3 separate regions of the Mus musculus genome follow, and regions 1 and 3 are each linked to region 2. The links are chromatin contacts, found by POLR2A ChIA-PET in ENCODE. All regions are on one chromosome and are shown on one strand. The core of a region is the stretch at or near the end of the contact, and the rest is flanking DNA. Distances in the headings are between cores, read along the strand shown.

Evidence for each region. ChIA-PET counts read pairs that join two places held with the same protein, here RNA polymerase II (POLR2A).
Region 1: POLR2A ChIA-PET joins it to region 2 with 41 read pairs in embryonic stem cell. The contact joins the enhancer-like site here to the promoter of 0610009B22Rik in region 2. POLR2A ChIA-PET finds 5 or more read pairs at or near these places in 3 of 5 experiments (Patski and embryonic stem cell).
Region 3: POLR2A ChIA-PET joins it to region 2 with 19 read pairs in Patski. The contact joins the promoter of Sar1b here to the promoter of 0610009B22Rik in region 2. POLR2A ChIA-PET finds 5 or more read pairs at or near these places in 4 of 5 experiments (Patski and embryonic stem cell).

The regions. Positions count from the first base shown.
Region 1 is chr11:51,802,953-51,807,821 of GRCm38, reverse strand. No RefSeq gene overlaps it. Among named protein-coding and RNA genes, the nearest start is that of Sar1b, 42 kb to the right of the region's middle. Within about 2 kb of position 2,095, at least 3 of the 3 ENCODE cell types and tissues checked have a DNase peak (open chromatin) inside an H3K27ac peak, as active enhancers do.
Region 2 is chr11:51,686,954-51,691,497 of GRCm38, reverse strand. 0610009B22Rik (RIKEN cDNA 0610009B22 gene) reads left to right here and starts at 2,864. Exons shown (of 2, transcript NM_025319.2): 1 at 2,864-2,950.
Region 3 is chr11:51,761,222-51,766,265 of GRCm38, reverse strand. Sar1b (secretion associated Ras related GTPase 1B) reads right to left here and starts at 2,603. Exons shown (of 7, transcript NM_025535.2): 1 at 2,475-2,603.

The DNA of each region.
Region 1 (4,869 bases), core at 846-3,345, 120 kb before region 2:
CAAATCCTTTTTAAAATGTGGATTTGTTTTCTCTTTTGATCATACATATGATCAACAACGTGTGGGTGTGGGCACACATGCTCCCTGTGCCTAGGGTTTCAGGTCACTCGGAGCTGGAGTTACAGAGAGTTGTACTCTGCCCCAAGTGGACGCTGAGAGCCAAAGGAGCCGCCACAAGAGCAGACCATGTCTGTACCTGCTCGCTGAGCCAGCTTCCCAGCCCCTTTAACACCACATTCTTACAAAGCAGACAAATTGATGATTTTCCAAAGGTCTTGAGGGAAAGAATGCTAGCGACCTGGCGGTTGCCCAGAGGAACCGGGTTTACCAACTTGCACTTCCTGGAATCTGAGCTGGTAGCCAGCCCTGTTTGTTTTTGAGTTCTTCATAAGCCTGCCAGGACAACTGTGGTCTGGGGTTAGGGCAGGTACCAGCCTTGTGCAGTTTCCTGACAGGGGCTAGTTAGAAACAGCTGGTGGGGATGAGAGACGAGGTGTATGTGACAGTCAGCTGCTTGCGCCAAAGAGACCCAGCTGCCAGCCTTCTGAGTGGCTCGGGCCTTCCTCAGCTGTGGTCACCAGGGCACCTGAAACCTTGTAACCTGAGAGCAGGTCAGGGAAAGGAATCTGGATTAGGGATTGACTGCTATGATCAACTTGAGACTCAGAAGGTCAGCCAGAGATGTGCAGAGGAAAACAAGGGAGAAAAGTAGCTTGTTGAAAAACAAAACAAGGGGCTGGTGAGATGGCTCAGTGGGTAAGAGCACCCGACTGCTCTTCCAAAGGTCTGGAGTTCAAATCCCAGCAACCACATGGTGGCTCACAACCATCTGTAACAAGATCTGACTCCCTCTTCTGGAGTGTCTGAAGACAGCTACAGTATACTTACATATAATAAATAAATAAATCTTTAAAAAAAAAAACAAAAAACAAAACAAAACAAAGCAAAACAAAAAACCACCCATAACACCCATTACCCACTGCTATTTGCAGAATCCAAGGGGCTAGTTGGTTCTGGTATCAGTTGTTTGGGATATTGGGCTGCAAAGACGTAGCTCTTGCCTCCAGCCACAGCTTCTGGCCACTCCTTGCTGAAGAATCATCTTCCTGTCTCCAGAAAGGTCTTGGCTGTTGTTATAAAGGATTGTTTTCCAAGACAAAGGGCTGCTGCCTTCAGACATGCTGATGGGTTTCTCTGCAAAATATCATTAAACAACCAAAGGCATAGCTGAGCTTGTTGGCTGTTGAGGTTTCCCCATGGGAGGAGGGATGGAGGGTCTTGGGACCTTCACCTGACTATCCAGATACTCCTTCTAGCTGATCATAATTGTGTTCTTTCCTAACTGTGTGTGGCCTTGGGGGTTTCAGGAGGGGCTTGGAAGACCTGAAAGAAGGGGGCTCCATGTATACAACCACAGAAGCCATTCATTTTTGTGCCCACCTTCTAGTGCCGCTTCTCAGAGATCACCCATACTCCTTTGCAACCCCCTCATCCTTACTCTGTGAGTAACTTTAGTGAAGTCATTGGCTCCCTAGGCTGAACTTTGGTGGAATCCAACTTTGGCTAGTTTGTGGGAGCTAAGGAGGAGCAGGGTAGACGATTCCTAATCCCCACCCCTCAATTCTCTCACATATGATACAGGACACTGAGACAGAAATTGTACTTGGAGGCCATAAGACTTACTAAATGCCATGGACAGTCAGACGGCTCTGAAGAGAGGGAGTCAGAGCCCATGTGGCAGAAGTGGGTGTCTCTTGTTTACTTGTTTTTGGAGACAGGGTTTCTCTGTGTGGCCCTGGCGGTCCTGGAACTCACTGTGTGTCAGGCTGGCCTCAGACCCACAGAGAGATATCTGCCGCTACCTCCTGAGTGCTGGACTTAAAAGTAAGCACCACCACCGTGCGGCTTTCTTACAACTTTCTAAGGAGAGAAGTTGGACCACACAAGCCTGTAGCCAGGCTCTCCAATCCCGGGCAGGAGGAAGAGAAAGGGGGTGGGGAGTGGGGCGTGCGGCCAGAATGCCTCCTCTGAGTTAAATTCAACTCCCCAGGTGAGACTCTTCGTCCTAACTAGAGACTCCACAGTGTCCCCAGCTGGGCACCTGCCAGGATCCGTGGGCGGACAAGGCTGCTGTAGGTATGTGTTGGCCTAAGCAACAGCTGAAGGGGTTTTTTTAGGTACTATTTATTTTTATTTCATGTGTATGAGTGTTTTGCCCTCATGTACGTGCACCTGTACGTGCTTGGTGTCAGGTTACTTCCTGTAGAGAGGTTGAAGGGGGTAAGAGCGAGGTTTGGTCGGACCTTAAGTGAGACCGTGTTTATTCACAGTGAAGAAGCATTTCATCACCCACGTCTGGGTGGCCAAAATGCCTACAGAAGACAGTACTCCAGTTCCTTGTGAGGCGGAAACAACTACCAGCTACATTGTAGTCCCACCCTTCCAGGAACTCCTTGGTCTGGCTGCAAGGGACGATGGGAAATGTAGTCTTTTGGCAGGAAACTCTCACTTGATGTTCACAGAAACCTGAGAACTGAAGTGGATGTTGGACTCTTTAGTGCCAGAACCAAGAGCAGCAAGTTCACTTAAGCACTGAGCCTTCTCTTCAGTTCCAGCAGCTGGAACCCTCCCTCTCTCCCCATAAGGTCTCACTCAGGCTAGTCTTTTTTTTTTTTTTTTAAGATTCATTTATTTATTTAAAGTACGTGAGTACACTGTAGCTGTCTAAAGACACCCCAGAAGAGGGCATCAGATCCCATTACAGATGGTTGTGAGCCATCATGTGGTTGCTGGGAATTGAACTGAGGACCTCTGGAAGGGCAGTCAGTGCTCTTAACCTCTGAGCCATTTCTCCAGCCCATCAGGCTAGTCTTAAACTTGTGGCAATACTGGGATTGTGAGTAGAGTAATTCTGGTCAAAGCCTGAGCTCTGACAGGGCTAACACCACAGGCTCTGCCACTCATCCACAGTACATTAAATACATAGACATTAGTGAAAACAGACAAAGGAGATTTAGTTGGTGTGGCCACATTGGGAAGAGAAGCAGATAGAGAGCTTTAGTGACCTCCACCCCCAGCCCAAAATCCATCTTCAGCCCTGACATGAGGTTTAGGTTTGAATAGAAAGCAAGAAGGAAGCATGCTTAACTAAGCCATTGTGGTCAAAGTGTGGTCCACCCATCCCTGACCCATCATTGTCTGTCCTCTCAGGTGGGCTAACAGTTGTCAGAATTAAATCTCTCTCCAGGAGGCAAGTTCTTCCTTCAGCCAGCACCAGGGCTTGCAACCTTTTCCTTCTTGGGACCCTTGTTTCATTTGTTTCAATAGCCTGAGAGTAGTCAGAGACGAGTCTCTAGACCAGCTTCACCTGTAAAGACTGTTAGGGTCACAGGATTACAATCGTGAGCTGCCAGCCTCCCAAATGCATCCTATTCACGATCCTCTAGGGTCCTCACAGCATAAACATCTAGTCCAGTTCAGTTTGACTAGGCAGCCATGAAGCAATTTTCTAACAGTCGAAGCATCTTGCCGCCACCTTTCTGAATGCAGTCATTTCCAGGGTGACCTTTCCTGTGCCTCTACTATACCCTGCACATGGGATGGACTGCACCATCTTGTTCAGGCCTAGCCAGTCCCAGGCCAGGGGTTAATATGAAGACTGGTCAGATATGATCTCAGCTGTATCAAGAGTCTCACCTCAGGGCTCAGTCAGGTGCTTCTCAGGTAGACATTGCCTCTGTTTCAGTAACTTCAGCTTGTCTGTAACATAGTCACTTATTACTTTTGTATTTTTATTTGTATTTTGCTGGGGATCGAACCCAGAGCCTTAGTCATGTTTCTGTTCTACGACTGAACTGTGTTCAGCCTAGCGTATGTTCTAGTTTTACTTCAGACCAGAGTTCCCACAGTACCACACACGTGTCAGTGTGTAAGCTCAAAGGCCAGTCTGCCATTTTGAGGATAGTCCTGACTCCAAATAAGCTTTTCTGGTCTGCTAGTCTGTGAGCCTTGTGGACGATGGCTCTAATCTTAGCTTAGAAAACAAGTGTCATACAAGGTTCGTGTTGGAATCAGTACTGAACCTAAAGAACTTATGGTGGGTAAGAAATGGGTGAGGGCTGGGCGGTGGCGGTGGCGGTGGCACACACCTTTAATCCCAGCACTCGGGAGGCAGAGGCAGGCAGATTTCTGAGTTCGAGGCCATCCTGGTCTACAAAGTGAGTTCCAGGACAACCAGGGCTATACAGATATACAGAGAAACCCTGTTTTGAAAAACAAAAACAAAAAAACAAAAACAAAAAACAAAAAAAAAAGAAGAGAAGAAGAGAAGAAGAGAAGAGAAGAGAAGAGAAGAGAAGAGAAGAGAAGAGAAGAGAAGAGAAGAGAAGAGAAGGGGCTGGTGAGATGGCTTAGCGGTTAAGAGCGCTGACTGCTCTTCCAAAAGTCCTGAGTTCAAATCCCAGCAACCACATGGTGGCTCACAACCATCCGTAACAAAATCTGATGCCATCTTCTGGAGTGCCTGAAGACAGCTACAGTGTACTTACATATAATAAATAAATAAAGAAAAGAAAAGAAAAGAAAAGAAAAGAAAAGAAAAGAAAAGAAAAGAAGAGAAAAGAAAAGAAAAGAGAAACAGGTGAGGGCCGGCGGCTTAGCGGTAACGGTGCTGCCAAGCCTGATGACCTGAGTTTGACGTCAGAATTCACAAGATGAGAGGAGAGCGTGGTGGATTTGGTTTAATGCTTGCACTATGGGTTCCCAAATTGCTCAAGAACGGAGACTCCTCCGTGTAAGACGCTGCGGGTCCCGGTCCCCAGTTATTTCTAATTGGTAAATAAAGTTGCCGGTGACTAGTAGGCAGGGAGA
Region 2 (4,544 bases), core at 1,615-4,114:
GATTATTTGGACAAGATGCCGAGAACCTGGAGGTACCCAATCCCAACCATTAGTAACAAGATAGCTCTCTGCAACAATGACTGGTTTACAATTCACTTATGTAGTCCAGGTAGACCTCAAACTCATGCCTCTGCCACCAGAGTGCTGGGATTCCAAGCCTCTGCCACAAAACCCAACAGGTATTTGCTTCTCTTATCAAACCCTTTTACCCTCAGAGTTTCTATTACAACCCTTTTCTCTTCTCTTCTCTTCTCTTCTCTTCTCTTCTCTTCTCTTCTCTTGTTGTTGTTTTAAGACAGGGTCTTGGGCTGGAGAGATGGCTTAGCAGTTAAGAAGAATACTGACTGTTCTTGCAGAGGTCCTGAGTTCAATTCCCAGCAATGGTGGCTCACAACCATCTGTAATGGGATCTGATGCCCTCTTTTGATGTGTCTGAAGACAGCAAAGGTGTACTCACATACATGTGAGTACACCTTTTTTAAAAAAAAGTTTAAAAACAAAAAAAGAAGAAAAACAGGGTCTTACTATGTAGCCTTGGCTAGCCTGGAACTCACTTTGTAGACCAGGCTAGCTTTGAACTCACAGAGACTCACCCGCCTCTCCCTTCTGAGTGCTGGGATTTAAGGTATGAGCCACCATACTTAGCACTGTTTTCTTTCATTCTTGTCTTTGCCTAAACTGGACTTTATTCTTGATTTTATACTTGTATGGCCATATATTTTCTATTTCCAAGATTGATTTTAATAGCCTTATGTTTTTTTTTTTTTTTTTTAAAGATTTATTTATTTATTATATGTAAGTACACTGTAGCTGTCTTCAGACACTCCAGAAGAGGGCGCCAGATCTCATTACGGATGGTTGTGAGCCACCATGTGGTTGCTGGGATTTGAACTCCAGACCTTCGGAAGAGCAGTCGGGTGCTCTTACCCACTGAGCCATCTCACCAGCCCCTAGCCTTATGTTTTTAATTCACGTTTTATATTGCTCAAGATTTTTGTTGATGTTGTTTTGTTTTTTCAAGATGGTTTCTCTCTGTAGCCCTGGCTATTCTGGAACTTACTCTGTAGGTCAGGTGGCCTTGAACTCAAAATCCAACTGTGTCTGCCTCGAGTGCTGGGATTAAAGGCATGTACCACCACCACCCAGCTCAATGTGTTTTTAATGCATATAATCCACTTATTTCTGAGCATCTCAAACACACTTATTTTTAGAACGTTCTGTAAGATCCTCAAGCTAGGCATAAGTTTAAAGCCAGTCAAGGCTACTCAGGAGACTGTCTCAAAAAGCAAAGCAAAGAGTGATAAGGTTGACACACGACTTTAACTTCTGGCCTCTACACATGTATACAAAGCCAAAAAGTGTTCTAACACATAAATATGCACACACTGACTTAGTTTCCTTAATTGGAAGTCAGGAAAGCAGTCAGCCTCAGTAATGGAAATTTGTGAGCTGCTACACAAAACAAACATGTTCATATTTCTACGGCTCAAATGATAACTGGAGACTTCTTGTAGCAGACACTTTTATTCCCTTCCTCCCTAACTCCCATTCCTATCAAGATGACCAGAGGTTTAGGACAATGACTTTTTTGTGCCTTCAATTTTGAAGGGAGATGAAATGGATGGATAAACATGCTGCTTATGTAGAAGTGGGCAGGTACCTGACCAAAGCAAAGGAGATGTAAGAAATCAGTTTTGTTATTTATCTATCAAAGGTAGGTAGGTAGTCTGCCATTGGCCAATATTCCAAAAATTTTCTTCACTACCGCCAATAAAAGAAAGCTGCTTCACTCAAACAAACAAACAAACAAACAAACATCTTCTCCACCTAGTAAAGTTTTGTTTATAAACCTCATGCATCCTTTCTCCCTCCTGAATTCCCTGCTGCCTGGAATACAGACCTTTAACTCCATTCCTCTAAGCTTATTCTTTCAGAACTAGCCAAGCATGAAGGTCGGACCCCAGCCACTGGGGAAAAGACACCATGATTTTGATCCTGAAACACCTTTTTTACAAATAGAACGTGCCTTGTAGAGCTACTTCGCTTTGTTTATGTTTCTAGCAAACACAAAACGAAAACAGAAATGCCAAACTTTATCTTTAGTCACTCTGTGGCCCCAGAGAGAAGTCAATGATTTTTAGCCAAAGTAGCTTCGAAATGTCTGTTTAAGGGAAGAAGGAATTCAGGACGCCAACGCTAGATAAGTCTCACTATAATAAACACATAAGGAAAACCTGTGAACAATGCAGACATACACTTGAAAGAGCAGAGTCCTTGATGATTAACAGCACCTAACACCAGTGATTTGCGCCCTAAACCACCCTCCCATTACGCATTTCCGCCCACGCATACGGCCAGCACCGTCTGGACACAAGCGCCCGGTGCTGCAACCTCCATTTTGCTTTCTGGCATTCTTGTAGTTAAAAGCTCCGCCTCACTTGGCAGTCTGGTCCACATCTCCCGCCAGGCTTCCGGTCTCTACACCTCCAGGCGAACGTCAGTGACAACATAAGCAAGTACGCGTGCGGTGAAGGCAAGGATTGCTCTAAGAGCCAGAGGAGGCCCGCGGGGACCCCGACGTCCCATGAGGCCTTGACCCAAGATGGCGGACAAAACCCTTAGCGCAGCCTTGCTCAGAGACGCATGTGCGCATGCCCGGTCGACTGAGCTGCCCTGATCCAAGATGGCGGCCGGACCGGGGCTGGGGACGGGCTTAGCGCGTTACTGAGCATGCTCAGTCTTCCGTCACTTGCGTCAGGTCGGCAGCCGGCGCAGGCCGCTCAGTCCTTCCCGGAGAGGCGGGAACATGTACGCATGCGCAGTGAGCAGTCTCGGCTAGTCGGTGGGCGGAGCTACCCCGCGGGGTGGACGTTGAGTGTGTGTGATGGCCGGCTGACCTGCTTTCCTCTTTGAGCTTGTCTGCCCCTGAACTAGAGGGAAGTCGGCTTAGGTGAGGTATTTATAGTTGTCAAAATCCCGCACTCGCCTGTGATCCCAGCGCTCAGGAGCCCGGAGGGATTGCCTCAAGTGCTGTAGGACAGCAAGACCCTGCCCAAAGCAAAAAGTCGGGAGCTAGAGACTGGGAAAGTGGGGGCCGTCCAGGGAGGCTGGGCACATACAGTTCAGTCACTTTCGTGGGTGCGTACTTTGAGTTTTCCTTGGGATTTGTGGCTCAGGGGCAGAGCCCTTGCCTAGCACCTGGAGGTTTGGGATTTGGTCCCCAGCACCAGAAATAAACAGTTAAAGAGGGGCAGTGTAAGATAATCGCAGCACTGGAAAGGGGGAGCTAGGGTAAGGAATTCAAGCCATTTTCTGATACTTGTAGGCCAGTCTGGGCTTCATAAGACCTTTTATTTTATTTTTTAAAAAAGGTTAATAACAAAATAAAATAGCAAAATGTACGGGTTTATTTAATGGACTCTGTCATCGTGTTGTAAATGAATCTGTGGGTAAATAGATGTATCGCCATCTTTAATAGCCCCAAAGCAAGGATGACAGTCCATCCTAGTATCTTTAGTTATCCTTTGGCAGGTTCATCCATGTGTTTTAATGTGGTTTTCAGCCCTTGTCACCCTCTCATCCCACACCCACTGAACCCCCTTTCCCTTCTATTTTCATATCTATACATTTTTTAAAATTATTATTATTGTGGATGTATGTGACACATCATGGGAGTGCCTGCTTGCTATATGGTACATGTGTAAGAGAGGACAACTTTGTGAAGTTGATCATCTCCTCCTCCTCCTCCTGTCTTCTTTCTTCTTGTGACAGAGTCTCTTTCTGTAGCCCTGACTGTCCTGGAACTTGCTTTGCAGAACAAGCTAGCTTTGAACTCACAGATCCTCTAGCCTCTGCCTACTGAGTTCTGGACTGAGCATGCGTGTGTACCCACTGAGTTTAACTTGGGTATTTATGGGTAGGGGTTTATTTATGGAGCATACACAATTTAATGGTGGATACACCAATGAGGAAAAACGAGTCCCCTGAACCAGCAGCCATTATTTACTTGTTTTCAAGAATAGGTGAGATTCTTTAATTCTTCGGAAATTTTTAGTGGAAACTTAGGTCCTCTGAAAGAGCAACCAATGATCTTAACCACCAAGACCTCCACTGAAAGCCTTGATTAAATTCCTAAAGCTATAGTTTTTATTTTATGACGTGTCTCTTAAACGATAGTCCCTTATCCTGGGTTTTTTGGTTTTTGGTTTTTGTTTTTTTTTTTTTTTTTTTTATCACTCTGGAACTAGCTGCTGGTCTATAGAAACCCATTTGTTTCTCTATTGATCTTGTTTCCTGTTGCCTTGCTAAGTCTGCCCTTACATGGTTCCATAGGACATTTTATGTATAAGATTATATCATCTTCAAATAGTTTGGACTTCATAGTCCAAATGCTTTTTATTTCTTTGTTTTGGTTTAGCTTTTGAAACAGTTTTTCTGTGTATCCCTGGCTGTCCTGGAACTAGATCTGTAGACCAGACTGGCCTTGAACGCACAGGAACTTGCCTGCCTCTGCCTCCCTGGTGCTGGGGCTGTCCCCACCCCCC
Region 3 (5,044 bases), core at 1,354-3,853, 75 kb before region 2:
TAAGCCAGGCATGGGATAGCACACAGGCCTGTAATCTACTCACTTGGGAGGTAGACATGAGATCCAAAGTTCAAGGCCAGCCTGTGCTACCAGGTAAAACTATGCTTGACCAAGTTCTGTTATTGTTGTTTGTTTGTTGACAGGGTGCCACTATGTAGCTGGCCTGGGACTTTCCGTGAGCCCCAGCCACCCCTGCCTGAGGGCTGCACTAAAGGGATGCACAACCCCATCTGCCTTGCACCTCGGTGTTCTGCACACTAAATCTCAGAAGTGCTCTGCTTCACACATCTTACCTAAAACAGCTTACGGGACAATAACTGACTCCAGCTCAATCCCCAATACAAAGCAATTGTATGAATTAAACTTTTTAAAAGATTTATTTATTTTATATATTTGAGCACACTGTCAGTGTCTTCAGACACGCCAGAAAAGGGCACCGGATCTCATTACTGATGGTTTGTGAGCCACCATGTGGTTGCTGAGAATTGAACTCAGAACCTCAGGAAGGGCAGCTGAGCCATGTCTACAGCCCTGAATTAAACTTTTTAATTCATTTAATTTTTAAAAAGTGGGTACTTGTTTCCTCTGGAGAAAAGTGGCAGCCATTTGAAAGAAGGTTAAGACCACAAGAAATACAGCTTTAAGAGTGTATAACAGGAGAAGAAGAAAAAACCTTCTGTCAAAAGGATAGTAGAAAAAAGGAGGAAGGGAAAGAGAGGGAAAGAGGGAGAGAGAACACTTGAGAGGCTGATGGGGGAGAATCTCAAAGAGGCCAGCCTGGACTACAAAGCAAGACCTAGTCTTAACAACTAAAAGAATGTTGTGAGACTGGCAGTGAATTTGGACTTGCCTCTAGTGGACTAAGACAACTCAGACTGGTATATCTGATAATAAATTCCATCCTCAAAACACCAATAGAAGGCTATCCAGATGGCTTATTAGGTCAAGGTGCTATCACCAAGCCCGATGACCTGAGTTTAATTTCAGAAACCCACACCTTGGCATGAATTCCCTGATATGATCTTTAACTCAGACACACTCATAATACATATGTAATAAAACATTACCAACATTAATAAAACAATAACCAAATTTTTTGTAAAAAGTACATACAATGGAGAAACTTTATCATGTTTTGCAAAAAAAGTAATTTCAGTGAGTTTCAGCCAACTTTGTCCGTGAGAGAGGGGTGGGGATGAGGTGAATCACTGCTATAGCACTCTAGTTTGTAAGTTTCGAATGAGGTGGCAGTGATTTCCACATCTGATAGACTGCTCCTTTGTGTCAAGTCCTGCTTACATTTCTACTCCAATAGCACAAGGCAGAGGAAATCTAGAGTTCACCGTATTCAAACTGCAAAACTTCACAACTACAGAATCGCTTCTCTAACATCCTGACAACAAGGACACTTTCCTTTTCTGTAAACTCAGAAATGCCTGGGAGCAGCTTAACTCTGAGACCAATTTTGTTTTCTTGAGATAAGATCTTCGAAGGCAGACTTGGCTCAAATGATGCCCCTGCCCTCTTGAGTAGGTGGAATTGTAGGGTCAGAGTGCCTGCCTATGTTCAAACAAAAATTTTTTAAAGGTCAAAATATTGTGGTCACAAACCCAAATGTACCAAAAGGTGCAATGGTAGGCATGCATTGCCCTGTTTGACTGATGACACTCATCATTGGCAAACTGTAAAATCACCCTTATTGGTCACCTGTAAAATAATTGACAGGGGTGTCTTCCTTAGCAGACTGCGGTGCTGTACAGGTGGCACCTTCTTTTTCACTGTAACTACTCTGACCAATATTTAAACAAAGGACACAGACATTCAAGGTAAGATGACACCCACACAGAGCTTGATTTAAGAATGTTCAAATACGTGACAGTAAGTTCAATTTACTTCATCCCAATACGTTAAACTCCTAATAAATTTTTTTCCTTCAGTTAACAAGACTACACTTGAACCTTTCAAAATAAATTTTATCTTATCGTAAAATCTTGACTTTTCCCCCCATTAGTATCTTTCCCCTTCATTCAACCCGGCTTGAGCTATACGGTAAGTACGGAGAATGAGGAGGCCCAGTGACCGCCACACTTACTGGGACAACACAGAGCCGTCCTAGCCTCTCCAGCTGTCTATGACCCCTAATTCGCTCATCCTACCAAATGGGGAAACTGAGGGCCAGGGGAAGGAAAAGAGTCTCGCGTGCGGTACTCTCACTCTTTCCTGAAATACTTGCCCTGTGGCAACCACTGTTTTACCCCTAGAGCCACTAGAGCGGTTTCCGCAGGTAGGGATCGGTGTTGTCCCTCACCCTGCGTGAAAAAAACAAAACAAAAACAAAACCCAAAACAACAGGCTCCCTGTTCGCGAAGGACCCGAGACAAGAGCTCTGGGTGAGTGGGCAGCATAAAGAGTGGCCTTCCGAAGGGCCACAGCTGTCGCCCGCTCTCTTGCCCGACGAGGGCACTGCCACTCACCTGCGACTTCAGAGAACGCAACCCTGCTCCGTGCCCGTCCTACACGCTCCAAGCCGGCTGTGCAAAGCGCTATGGCTGCCAGGGCCCCAGCTCTTCTCAGCTCCTTCCGGGTCGGCGGGTGCCTCGCTAGTGACAGTCCGCAGGTCCCAGGCCCCGCTCGCCCTCAGTTCCGCCTCCTTGCGGTCTCGCCACCAATCCCTGTGCTCCGGACCACTTCACTCCAACCCCAAGAGGCATGTGAGATTTTTTTTTTGGGGGGGGGGGGTTGTTTGTTTGTTTGTTGGTTGGTTTTTCGTTTCTTTGTGTAGTCCTGGCTGTCCTTGAACTCACTTTGTAGACCGGGCTGCCTCAAACTTAAGAGATCACCTGCCTCTTAAAGGTATGGGTCACCACCACCACCAGGCTGTTTCTTTCTTTTCCCCCCTCTCAGTAATAGGGGGTTGCAGTCCACCACCAAAACGCATTTGCCACCCTTTAGTTATTTTAATGTTGAAACAGGATCTCACAAAGTTGCTCAGGCAAGTCGTGAATGTATCATCTTCCTGCCTTTGCTTCTGAGAAACTGGGATTGCAACCTTGTAGCACCAGGTCCAACTTGGCATCTCTTTCCTAAAACTACATCTTTTGAGTGACCCTTGAGTTTATGCTAGGATATGTTTTACTTCCTGCAATTCTTTGGAAAGCCCACACCCTGCTCTTGGACGTGTCTCATTTGTCCTCTGAACATCCCTTGCTCTTAACCCTCGTGCTCAAGCCTATATTAAAATGTCTTTCTTAATTTCCACCTAAATACACCTTTTATAGGGAGATGGCTGGAAATAGAGCTCAATGGTAGAATGCCTGCCTTAGATTATAAAATACTCTGAGTTCAGTCCCCTGTAACACACACACAAAAGTGGGTCCTGTTTGTCTTGTTTGAGAAAGGGTCTCTCTACATAGCCACTCTACATCTGCCATCAAGTGACAACTAGGAGTTTAATCCCTGGAACCCACAAACTGAATAAACAGAATCAACTCCTGGGAAAGTTGTCATCTGACTTCCACAAGTACACCACACTGAACAAAGGGTGACATGTTTATTATTTAAAGTATGGAAGAACAGAAAAATAAAAACTCAGATCATTTTTTTGAAGAATCTCAATCGTACCATATTACCAGTTTTTATTTCATGGGCAGAGTTGTAAAATACAACACTTAAGTCAGGCAGTGGTTGCAAATGTCTTTAATCCCAGCACTTGGGAGGCAAGGGCAGGTGGATTTCTGAGTTTGAGGCCAGCCTGGATTACAGAGTAAGTTCCAGGACAGCCAGGGCTATACAGAGAAACCCTGTCATAAAAAGAAGAAGAAGAAGAAGAAGAAGAAGAAGAAGAAGAAGAAGAAGAAGAAGAAGAAGAAGAAGAAGAAGAAGAAGAAGAAGAAGAAGGGGAGGAGGAGGAGGAGGAGGAGGAGGAGGAAGAAGAAGAAGAAGAAGAAGAAGAAGAAGAAGAAGAAGAAGAAGAAGAAGAAGAAGAAGAAGAAGAAGCCGCCACAACACTTGGTCTGTCCCCATGAGTTACTAGTCACTTCAGCTTTCAGTTCCTGCATCTGCACATTTGGGACTAATATTCAGAATCAATCAGTGTTATGAAGAAACAATAACCAGTGCAAACCTGGTGGTGCACCCCTGTAATTCCAGCTGGGAGACAGACATGGGGAGGTCAGGAGTTCCAAGATGGCCTCACTTGAATACATAGCAAGTCTGAAGCCCACAAGGACCACATGAGACCCTGTGTAAAACCAGACAGAATAACAGAATAACATACAGAAAGCAGTAAATATGGGGACAGCATTGGGAAGCATTACTGCTACACACTAGCCTGAGGTATTGGGCAGTGCCGACAATTTCAGCACTTGGGAGGCAGGGGCAGGCAGCTTTCTGAATTTGAGGTCAGCCTGTTTTACAGAGTGAGTTCCAGGACAGCCATGGCTACACAGAAAAACCCTGTCTTGAAAAAACCAAACCAAGCCAAACAAACAAACAAACAACAATAACAACAAAACAAAACCCAAAGCCAAAAAACAAAACAACAACCCACTACCCCAAGACAACGGAGAACTTAAATCTCAGTCTTAGAAGTTTTAGCCAGGCATAATGGTGCAAGCCTTTAGTTCCAGCACTTGGGAGTCAGAGGCATGTGGATCTCTGAATTCAAGGCAAGCCTCGTCTACAGAGTGAGTTCCAAAACAGCCAGGATTAGAGAGACCCTGTCTCAAAAAACCAGAAACCTTTTAGAGGTTTTGACTAAAACAAGAAAAACATAGAACTGTTTGGGGCGGTTTCACATGGCACAGCACACAGGATATATTGAGTCAGACTGAAAGCTGAGAGTAGTTTGGCACGAGGCAGACCCAGTGAGACAGGTGAGGGGTGGCCAGGGCCTGGGTTGGGTCAATGGGGAGAGAGAAACAGGGAGTCAAGAGAATGAGGAAATATGTCTTGTAAGGTTAAAGAGCTAGCAAAGTCTGAAGTTTTAACAGGGATTAACAAATACACATCTCGCCAGGCGTGGTGGCGTACACCTTTAATCCCA